Regions from separate parts of the Mus musculus genome. Here region 1 is linked to region 2. The links are chromatin loops, found by intact Hi-C in ENCODE. Cell type or tissue: left cerebral cortex. All regions are shown on one strand. Each heading gives the region's core, and the rest is flanking DNA. Links, peaks and the distances in the headings are about the cores only.

The links. Hi-C counts contacts between places; a loop is a spot of excess contacts. Peaks named below come from ENCODE experiments on the same cell type or tissue, not always from the same donor. Only the 100,000 strongest peaks of a DNase experiment are listed, where the experiment ranks them.
Region 1: it touches region 2 in a loop (2.0-fold over the local background); 4 of 42 quality-filtered maps call a loop at or near these places.

The regions. Positions count from the first base shown.
Region 1 is chr8:70,237,786-70,243,155 of GRCm38, forward strand. It overlaps Sugp2 (SURP and G patch domain containing 2), which reads left to right. Exons shown (of 11, transcript NM_172755.4): 3 at 4,706-5,370. Among named protein-coding and RNA genes, the nearest start is that of Armc6, 6.0 kb to the left of the region's middle. In left cerebral cortex, for the core only: a CTCF peak has its summit at 3,081; no DNase peak of the experiment used is centred there.
Region 2 is chr8:70,291,036-70,296,405 of GRCm38, forward strand. Homer3 (homer scaffolding protein 3) reads left to right here. Exons shown (of 10, transcript NM_001146153.1): 7 at 1-128; 8 at 283-393; 9 at 482-568; 10 at 1,940-3,326. The coding sequence ends at 2,131. It overlaps Ddx49 (DEAD box helicase 49), which reads right to left. Exons shown (of 13, transcript NM_001024922.2): 7 at 5,348-5,370; 8 at 4,540-4,616; 9 at 4,332-4,429; 10 at 3,652-3,726; 11 at 2,964-3,052; 12 at 2,793-2,864; 13 at 1,831-2,652. The coding sequence ends at 2,473. Among named protein-coding and RNA genes, the nearest start is that of Ddx49, 8.7 kb to the right of the region's middle. In left cerebral cortex, for the core only: no CTCF peak of the experiment used is centred there; a DNase peak (open chromatin) is centred at 3,241.

The DNA of each region.
Region 1 (5,370 bases), core at 247-5,246, 53 kb before region 2:
CTGGGATTAAAAGCCTGACTAATTTACTAGTTTTTGTTGTTCTGGGGTGGGGAAGGGGGGGGGACACAAGGTTACTCACTGAAGCTGAAGCTCCCTGTTTATTTCAGCTAGACTGGCTGGCCAGTGACCCTCACTCTAGTGCTGTAGCTGCAGCTTGTTCAGACATGGCTGGCCCTTTTGTGGGTGGTAGGAATTTTAACTCGCTTGCACAGCAAGCATTCTTAACCACTGTGCTATCTCCCCACACATCACATCTTAATTTCCTCAGGAAGACTAGTGAAGGCTTGTGTTCTGATACATAGTATCAGCATGAGGCAGCATGATCCCTGTGAGTTTGAGGTCAGCTTGACTCTGCCTCAGAAAGAAAGAAAAAGAAAAACTGATTGGCAGAGAAACAGCAGGCCTTACAGAGTGCCGCTTAGTTTTGGAACAAGGCTGTATGTTATCAGTTATCCTTTCTTTGGCTTCTGCTTGATCCTGGACATTTTTCTTTTCTGTAAATCTGGCATAGGAAATGCATGATACAGCCATGATTCCTGCCTCTTTTTTGTTTGTTTGTTTTGTTTGATTGATTAGTTGTTTTTGTCTTCTGAGACAGGATTTCTCTGTGTAGCCCTGGCTGTCCCAGAACTCACTCTGTAGTCCAGGCTGGTTTCAAACTCAGAGATTCTCCTGCCTCTGTTTCTCAAGTGCTGGGATTAAAGGCGTGTGCCACCACTGCCTGGCTCTGTTCTTGCCTCTTAACTCTGCCACCTTGACTGCACCAAGACCACAGTCATGCCCAAAAATGATTTCAGTTTGTTTCTTGCTGGTGGGGCTCTATGTCTGCCCCCACCCCTCCCCTTCACACATGATGAGAGTGTCTTAGAATAGCATTTCCCACTGTATTCCTGCCCATTGGATCACCCTGCTTGGTACCCACCTTCCACCAGTGTATGCATATACATGGGGGTGGAGGGTGTTCTTTTCTGAGCTCAGAGTGAACTCAGGACCAGATATGTACTAGACAAGGGCTCTGCCACTGAGCCACCTCTTTCCCTTGGTAACGGCAGTGCCTACTGTGTACACTTCTGTGCTTGCTAAAGAAGGGAACTTGTATTTGCCCATGAGTGTGGGTTTTTGTGTTTTCTTCAATTACTCTAATACATAGTACCTGTTCATTTTCTTGTCTTTTTATTGGGAGGGGGAAGGGGGTATCTTAGTCAGGGTTTCTATTCCTGCACAAATATCATGACCAAGAAGAAAGTTAGAGAGGAAAGGGTTTATTCAGATTACACTTTCCATATTGCTGACCAAAGGAAGTCAGGACTGGAACTCATGCAGGTCAGGAAGCAAGAGCTGATGCAGAGGCCATGGAGGGATGTTCTTTACTGGCTTGCTTCCCCTGACTTGCTCAGCTTGCTTTCTTGTAAAACCCAAGACAACCAGCCCAGAGATGGTCCCACCCACAATGGTCCTTCTCCTCATTTGATCACTAACTGAGAAAATGCCTTACAGCTGGATCTCATGGCAGCATTTCCTACTTGGCACCTGAAGCTCCTTTCTCTGTGATAGCTTGTGTCAAGTTGACCAAACCAGCCAGTACATTTGACCCCTTGTCAAGTTGACACACAAACTCATCGCTATTAAGCCTCAACCCTCACTTTCTTATTCATCTCCAAGATCTAAATAACTTTAAAAGTCCCACAGTCTTTGCAAATTCTTAAAATTTCAATCCCTTTAAAATATCCAATGTCTTTTAAAATTCAAAGTCTTTTTACAATGAAAAGTCTCTTAACTGTGGGCTCCACTAAAATACTTTCTTCCTTCAACAGGGAAAAATATCAGGGCATAGTCACAATCAAAAGGAAAATCAGACTCCAACTGTTCAATGTCTGGGATCCACTCACGATCTTCTGGATTCCTCCAAGGGCTTGGGTCACTTCTCCAGCTCTGCCCTTTGTAGCACACACCTTGTCTTCTAGGCTCCAGCTGCCTGTACTCCACTGTTGCTGCTGTTCTTGGTGGTCATTTCATGGTACTGGCATCTCCAAAACTCTGCTGTCTGTTGCTGCAACTAGGCTTCACCAATAACCTCTCATAGGCTCTCTTTATGGTGTGAAGCCTCAACTCTATTGCATGACCCCTTCAGTCCTGGGCCATCAATTGCAACTGAGGCTGCACCTTCACCAATGGCCTTCCATGTTTTCTCACAGTGCCAAGCCCCAGCTGTTCTTCATGACCCCTTCATGCCTTCAAAACCACTACCACCTGGGTAACTCTTACACATTACTAAGTCCAGCCACAAGTACAAGCTAAAGCTGGAGCTAAGAAATTAGTGATGATTAAGAAGAGGCCAGCATCAATGAGGTGATATCTCCTGGGAAGTATTTTCTGAGAGCACAGAGGCTAGGTTCCAGAGACAGCCAAGGTTGTACCTTGTGCTGTGGCTGGACTTAGTAATGTGTAAGAGTAACCCACCTTGACTTTTGAGATACTAGGTGCTTACTGATGTGGCTAGATGGGCTAGCCAGTGGACCCTGAGATTTCCTGTCCCTGCCTTCCCACCACTGGGGTTATAGACTTAATGCTGATACATATTTAATATGGGTCCTAAGATGAGATACAGGTCTTCTTGCTTGTTCAGGCTAGCCTTGAAGCTCAGTCCTATCTCCCCTCAGCTCCTGAATGATGGCCTTCCAGGTGTTTGTAACCAGTACCTTTTTGTCAGATTTTTTTTTTCTTTTTTTACTTTATTGTAGGTTTTGTTTTAAAATCCAACTGCGAGAAAGATGCCTGGGCCCTGCTGTCACCATGGATAGCTTTTGGGGGCAGCTTCTTGCAGCGTTTCTTTTTGTGTCCAGATGGAACTACAATGACGTCTGTGTAACCACCCCCCCCATCCCTGAATGACACTTGACTCTCCGACATAGCCTTACTTAGTGTGACTTCTACTTGCCTCTGGCTCTATTTCAACCCCAGAGAGATGAGGGTTAATGCCAGGCAGGCCTTTCTACCACTTTGGGGTCAGGGGTCAGGCCTTTGCCTGCTCAGCTGTCCTGGGTGTGGGTTAGGGTTAGGCTGCTGCTGCCTCCCAGTGGCAGTGTGGGATAGGAAGTCCTCCAGGAGGCAATAAGAGCAGCAGCCTTATAAAACTTCTGAGACAGAAGTGGCGCACGCCTTTAACCTCATCACTTGGGAGGCAGAGGCAGGCAGATTTCTGAGTTCGAGGCCAGCCTGGTCTACAGAGTGAGTTCCAGGACAGCCAGGGCTACACAGAGAAACCCTGTCTCGAAAAAAACAAAAAAAAAAAAAAGAAATGAAAACTCTGAAGTGGGCCAGGCACAGTGGAAGATCCAGGCTTCATAGACCCTTCTCTAAAGTGTGGGTGGAGTGACGTTGGGGTGGGGGCTGGTGATGAGTTTGGGAGCCTGTGTCTGATGCTAATGTGTGCCTCAAGAGTCACCCATTGTCCTGTCTTGGCTAATGGCCACAGCGGGTAGCAGGTAAGCTCAAGCCTGGTGCTTACAGACATGTCTTCATAAGTGTGATCACTCCTAATTGCCCATAGGACATGGGTGTGGTTCTCAACCTCCTGTGTACACAGATGCTGCTGGGAAACTCAGAGTTGAGAACAGGGCTCCCATCTTCCTGTTTACCCAGGCATCGCTGGAAACCGTGACAAGTTGGGAATAAGGCCCTGAAGGCCTGTGATAAGCCCCTGCTGTGTGTGTAGGGGGGGGAGATTCATGGTAGATGAGGATGCCTGGGAAGGGATGTTCATTGGCTACACTTGGAGGCCCCTGGATACCTCATTAACATGGAGAACTCTAGACGGCACTACACTATGTGACCATTTGTCATGCTCCACTTATTGTGGTTCCAGGACAGGAATCTGATCAGGAGCTAGTTTGAACTCCTGCCATTCTCAGTTATGAGCTTTATCAGGGTTCTGAACTTTGCTACTACCTTACAAGTCCTTCTGTCTGGTGGCCCCATCCACTGCCCCACACATGGATTTCTAGCCCCTATATAGTGCAAGCTTAGAAGATGCTTCCCCTTAATATGCAATGGCATGGCGGTATCTGCACAGCACAGAGGTGCTCCTCTTCCATGTGTTTTGAATCCTCTCAAATATAACCAGGAACTGTGGGTGGCAGTGCTTTCTGCTGTTGTATAGGGAGAATGCTGGGAAAGGCCACACTGATGCAGGTACAAGTTTCCCATGTATTTTTACTCTGGCTTGGTTGAATATATGACTGCAGGTCTCAGTGGGTCAGTGCAGATTGGCTAGTGGAGAGCTGGAGGTGGCACCATAGACATTTTCTTATTGGTGTGGGGGGGCGGGGTGTGTGCACACGTTGTCTGTGTACACCTGGGTGCTCTGTGTGTGCAGGTATCTTCCCCAGTCATTTTCCACTTTATTTATTGAAACTGTGGCTCTTCCTGAACCTGGAGTCACCAATTTTGGCCACTGTGGCTGGCCAGCTTGCCTCAGGGATTCCTTGTCTCTACTTCCTGAGAATGGGAGATTACAGGCACCCACGCCTGTTTGGTTTTTCAGTGGGTTCTGATCTCACGTCCTCACACTTGCATGGTAAGCACTAAGCCATCCTGATGCCTCTCTACCCATTTTAAGCAATATTAGAGTAGATTGTTTGCACCTCACACCTGTCTAGAGTCCATGCTCTAAAGTGCCTTCTGTTTGTCTGGCCATCTATTTCAGATCTCCTAAGGACAGGCTCAAGAGCCAGAGCAGATGTCTATGAGGACATTCATGGTGATAGCAGGTACTCCGCCAGTGGATCTGGAGTGTATTCACTAGACATGGGAAGAGAGGGTCTGAGAGGTGACATGTTTGTGGGACCCTCCTTCAGATCTAGCAACCAGTCGGTTGGTGAAGACAGCTATCTTCGCAAAGAATGTGGCCGGGATCTGGAACCAGCCCATACTGACTCCCGGGACCAGAGTTTTGGCCACCGGAATCTGGGACATTTTCCTTCTCAGGACTGGAAACTTGCGCTCCGTGGCTCTTGGGAACAAGACTTGGGCCACTCAGTTTCTCAAGAATCCTCCTGGTCACAGGAATATGGTTTTGGGCCCTCATTGTTAGGAGACTTGGCCTCCTCCAGGCGGATGGAGAAGGAAAGTCGGGATTATGACCTGGACCATCCTGGGGAGGTGGACTCTGTGTCTAGAAGCAGTGGGCAAGTCCTGACCAGAGGCCGATCTCTAAACATAGCTGACCAGGAAGGCACTCTACTAGGAAAGGGGGACACCCAGGGTCTGCTTGGAGCAAAGGGTGTTGGGAAGCTTATCACACTGAAAAGCATGACCACGAAGAAAATACCTGTTGCCAGTCGTATTACTTCCAAACCTCAGGGCACTAAC
Region 2 (5,370 bases), core at 145-5,144:
AGTTCTTCGCGCTTCAGGACAGCAACCAGAGGTTGGCGGGAGCCCTTCGGGAGGCCAACGCAGCGGCCACTCAGTGGAGGCAACAACTGGAGGTCCAACGTGCAGAGGCTGAACTCTTGAGGCAGCGGGTGAGGACCCCTCACCCCACATCCCTTCTACCCATCAGTCCCCAGCAGGCCATTTCTTGCTGTAAAATGATTTGAAACTGTGAGAGCTTCATAGGGGTCATCAGGCCCTTCATGTCCCAGAGGATGGTAGGACCACTGGGTTGCATGTGTGCAGGTAGCAGAGCTGGAGGCCCAGGTGGCTGTAGAGCCAGTCCGGGCAGGAGAGAAAGAAGCAACCAGCCAGTCGGTGGAGCAGCTGGAGGCTCGGGTGCAGACCAAGGACCAGGTGAGCCAGGGGCAAGCTTAGGGATCGTGTCGTACTCTCCTCGGGAATCCAGGGCCTCTGAGGACACCTGGGACACCTTCTTCTCCAGGAGATCCAGACTTTGAAGAATCAGAGCACTGGCACCCGAGAGGCTCCAGACACTGCCGAGCGCGAAGAGACACAGCAGCAAGTTCAGGTTGGCTGCAGGACCTCAGCTGTAAGAGTGACCCCCTGGGGTAGAACAGGTCCCATCTGCCTGCGAGTGGAATAGGGCTGTCTACTTAAAGTTGCTAAGCAACCTCATACTTAGTCTTCCCACATCTGAGCAGTCTAAGGTCCCAGGGAAACTTCCAGAGACCTCAGCCAAGAGTATCTGGAGCATCTCCAGGAATGTCCTGGGGAGATGACCCTGTTGTCTTCGAGGGCGGGAGCAGATTGTGCAAAGGCCCAGGACCCCAGAATCATTGGCCCTCCTGGTCACAGGACTGTATTCCCAGGGAGAGAATCTACAGGAAGCCTGTTCTATGCATTTATATGTCACCCAGGTACCACCTATCATGGGTTTTTGTGTATAGTGTATGTGCATACATACATCCCATGTGGGTACAGATGCGCATGCATGTGTATGGAAGCTGGAGCTGCTGTCTTCCTCAGTTTCTTTGCACACCATCCTTTGAGACTATCTTACTACCAGAATGGCTGGGTGCTGAGTCAATCAACAGTGGGACCCTGCTCTCCCACCCTGAGGTTACAGCTGCTGGCAGTGGCTGTGGGCATTAGATTATGTGTGGGTGAAAGGCAACTGAAATTCAGGGCCCTCAGGTAACCATCTCTTTAGTTCCACTGCCCACTTCATTAAAAGTGCTTGGCTCCAGAGCATGCTATTAAGCATTCTTCCCTCCTTCTATCATGTGGGTACTGGGGATTAAACCTTCATCTTGGGGTTTTTGTTTTTCATACTGACTGTGTCTCTAGCAGCAGCTTCCCGAGTGCTGGGTTAAAGGCCTGTGAGACATGCAGTGCATGTAGCTTTAAGATTTAGTTACATGTGTGGTATTGTACACCAGTGCTTGGAAGTGAACTCAGGTCTTCTGGAGAAGTTCATACTCTTACCCACTGACCCATCTCTACAGTCCATCTTGTTTTTAGAAACAGGGTCTCTAGCCAGGCAGTGGCAGTGCATGCCCTTAATCCCTGCACTTAGGTGGCAGAGGCAGGATTTCTGAGTTTGAAGCCAGCCTGGTCTACAGAGTGAGTTCCAGGGCTACACAAAGAAACCCTATCTCCAAAAAAAAAAAATCAAAAAAAAAATAAAAGAATAGGAAGAAACAGTGTCTCTTACTGGCCTGGGGATGCTTAGGTTGTCCAGTATGCTCTAGGAATCCTGCCTGTCTTCCCAGCAGTGGGATTACAAATGCTTGCCAGCCATGCTTTGTATGTAGCTATTGGATTCCAAACTCAGTACTTCACACTTTAATGGCACTTTACTGACCCGGTGAGAGCCATGGGCCACATCAGCCATAACTGGCAACCAGAGCTTCCACCCCACCCCGTCTTCCCCGTGTAGGACCTGGAGACCCGGAATGCAGAGCTGGAGCAGCAGCTGCGGTCGATGGAGTGCAACCTGGAGGAGGCGCGGGCCGAGCGGGAGCGCGCACGGGCGGAGGTGGGCCGGGCTGCGCAGCTGCTGGATGTTCGGCTGTTTGAGCTCAGCGAGCTGCGTGAAGGCCTGGCACGCCTGGCAGAGGCAGCACCCTAGTCTGCCATGGAGTGTCTGCGGCCTCAAGGCGCCCTGGCAGGGGCCAGGGGACCCCAGCTGTCTCTGAGCTTTGCACTGTGTAGAGTTTTCTAGAATCCTTGGGCAGTGCTTCTACCCAGGTTACATTTCTACGTGTGGCGTTGCTGTCCCTGGCTGCTGCTGCCCTGCGCCCCAGGGACACTGCGAGGGAAGGCTGCACTAGTCATCCCCATGGGGCAACAGAGGCTTTGGGATCCTGAGACCTGAAGGCCCTGTACTCATCCCACCCCATTCTCAAGTCAGACTGACAACTTCAAAGAGTGTTTACTGAAGTCAGGGGCCACCAGCACCAGGTTTACAGCTCAGTCCTGAGCCTCAGCCTGGGCTGGCTCTTGGGGCCGAGATCTGGGAGGACGCGACCGTCGGACAGTGCTCCCTGCTTTCTGCCGCCGAAGTGTCTGCCCCACTTTCTCCTTGAAGCGTCGGTTTTGTTGCTTGATCTTGGCCAGCTCAGCTTTGCGTTTGGCCTCCAGGTCTGGGTCCTGCGGAAGGGAGCTGAGAATGTAACTGGGCAGCTTCCCAGGGACTGGCTCCCCCACCCCTACCCGACCCCAGGTCCCACCCACCCTTACTGGCCACACTCTTATGCCTGTCCCTGCATACCCATGCCTCCCTATACTACCTTCCCCTCCAGGATCATCTGTTTCCGCTTGTTGATCTCTTTCTTTTCATCAAAATGCGAAGCCTCCAGTTTCTAGGGGTGGGGAGGGGAACAGGTCAGTCAGGCCTGGGGCAGGAAGCCCCGCCCACCTCACCCCACTCCACCCTACCCTGACAGGCTGGCCACACTTACTATTTCGCACTCCCTTCGCACTACGTTGACCTGCGTGAGGATTTGTAGAACCTCAGCCTCCTCCACCACCAGCTCTGCCAGCTGCTGCTCTGCAGGGACAGGAAACACTGAGTTGGGCTGGGAGTGCAACCAGCCCTCTGCACCCCCAGCTCTGGATGTCTGGATCCAACCAAATGTGGACTGATGATATTTAGAAAAAGCAAAATGCTGCCAAGCTTGGCAGCACATGCTTGTCATCACAGCACTGGGAGGTTGGAGGCAGGGGGATCACTCGTTCCAGCTGAGTTCCAGGCCAGCTCTGTAGAGCAAGAATCTGTCTCAAATTAATGACTGAATAAACAAATGAACAAGTAAATGAAGTGAGATCTGGCTCCCTGAGAGGCTGAGACAGGCTCTGCATTGTGAGCACAGGTCTTCAGGCCACTGTGAGTTAAACTGAAAGAGCTTCTACAAGGAGCTCCAGATGGCCCGCCTTGGTGGCTGTTTAACGTAGGTTGTAGGGCCTGCCTGAGAACTCATGTCCTTGTCAACCTCCAAACCACACAGGGACCTTCAGGGTTGGCGTCCTGTGTGCAGGGTGCATTTTCAGGGTGAGTACTGGAATAGATATCCCAGGGTAAGGTAAGCTAGGGAGAGGAATTCATCTCCCAGGCTTGGACAGGACCCACCCTGGACCCTACCCACTTACTGATCTGCTCCTCGATGGCATGCAACAGGTGGATATCATACTGCGTCACCAGTGTGATGGCTTGCCCCTGCCTCCCTGTGGGGACACATTTGTCATAGAACCTGGGCCCCATCAACAGGCTTGTCCCAGCTGATCAGCTCCAGGGACCTCTGCAGAGGCAAGAAATCAGTGAAGAGGACTAGGGCTGCCCCTAGGGTGGGCTCTGCATATGACAGGCAGAGGGGACACTGGGAAGCTGAGAGACAGTAGGGAGCAGGTCTGCTAAGCTGCCCTTTATGAGGGCCGACAGCAAGCTGCTTTTCCTTTATGGCTGGAGGCCAGCTTAGTCCTCTACTGCTCTTTCTTCAGTGGTGACCAAGCTGAAGGAGACTGTCGGCTGATAGGGCTCATGACCCACAGCAGCCAGCTTCTCAGTGCTTATTATTTGTTAAGACAGGGTCACTCTCAGACTTCCCAAAACCCACAGGGGCAGGATAGCAGGTCCAGTCTGGCCCCATCAATTCAGGCACGAGGGAATATCAAAGCAGATGCCTCCCCTGGCCCCTGGGTCAGCATCTCAGTGAGGCATCAGGCTGGGGATGGAAGCCAGGACACTGGAAAGCTGTTCCCACTGAGTGGTAGACCCAGTTCTCCAGTGCCTCCCACTGCAGCTGGAACCTCCCGTACCTGGCTCTGCTCACCTGCACGGGCTGTGCGGCCAACCCGATGGATGTAGATCTTGGGAAGCCCAGGGGTGTTGTGGTTGATGACCACCTGCACGGTGGGGATGTCCAGGCCCCTGGAGGTACAGAGCATTCAGCTGGAGTCCATGTAGGGAAACCAAGGCTTACACTCAGCTTCCCCACGCCCAGCTTCTTGGTCTCATTGCTTGTGCCACGGTGGTCTCACCTTGAGGCCACGTCAGTGGCAATAAGAATCCGATAGATGCTGGACTTGAATTTGGCCAGGGCCGCAAAGCGCTCTTTCTGTGCCATAGGTGAGAAAAGGTTTGTGAGCAGATGGAGTAAGCCTGGGGACAGGGCTGAGACCAGACCAGGGAGGAAGGTGGTCCCAGAGCCAAAGGGGACAACAGGATGACATGAGGAGGGGAGCGGTATCACAGTGTTGTGATGTCTTCTTTTGTGTTTTTTTTTGGGGGGGGGGCAGGGCTGTGCTAGGCATGCTAACACACACTTTAATCCCAGCATTTGGGAAGCAGAGTCAGCCAGATCTCTATGATTTTGAGGACAGCCTGGTCTACATAGGGAGCTCCAAGACAAACAGGGCTACATAGAGAGGCCCTGTCTCAAAGTACCAAAGACAAAAGAAAGCAAAATCAAACCAAATGAATAAACAAAAAAAACCCCACAAATCAAAACCAACAAACTCCCCCAAACAAACAAAAACCAAACCAAACAACCCCACCAAAACCAAAGACAGGGTCTCTATTAGCCTAAACTGGTCTTGAACTTCCTATGTAGTCAAGGCTGGCCTTGAACTTCTGCTCTTCCTGCCTCACCTCCTGAGTGACAGACCACTATGCCCAGTTAACAGGGTTGGGGATGGAACCCAGGGTCTCATCCATGCTAGGCAAGGACTCTCCCAAATGAACCACAGCCCTCTAAAATTGAACATTACTCTACCGACTGAACCACATCCTCAGCCTCTGAGTTGTGACATTTGAGACCACAGAGAGGCTATGGCTGTGGTCCATCACCTGCTTCATCATGGAGTGCAGTG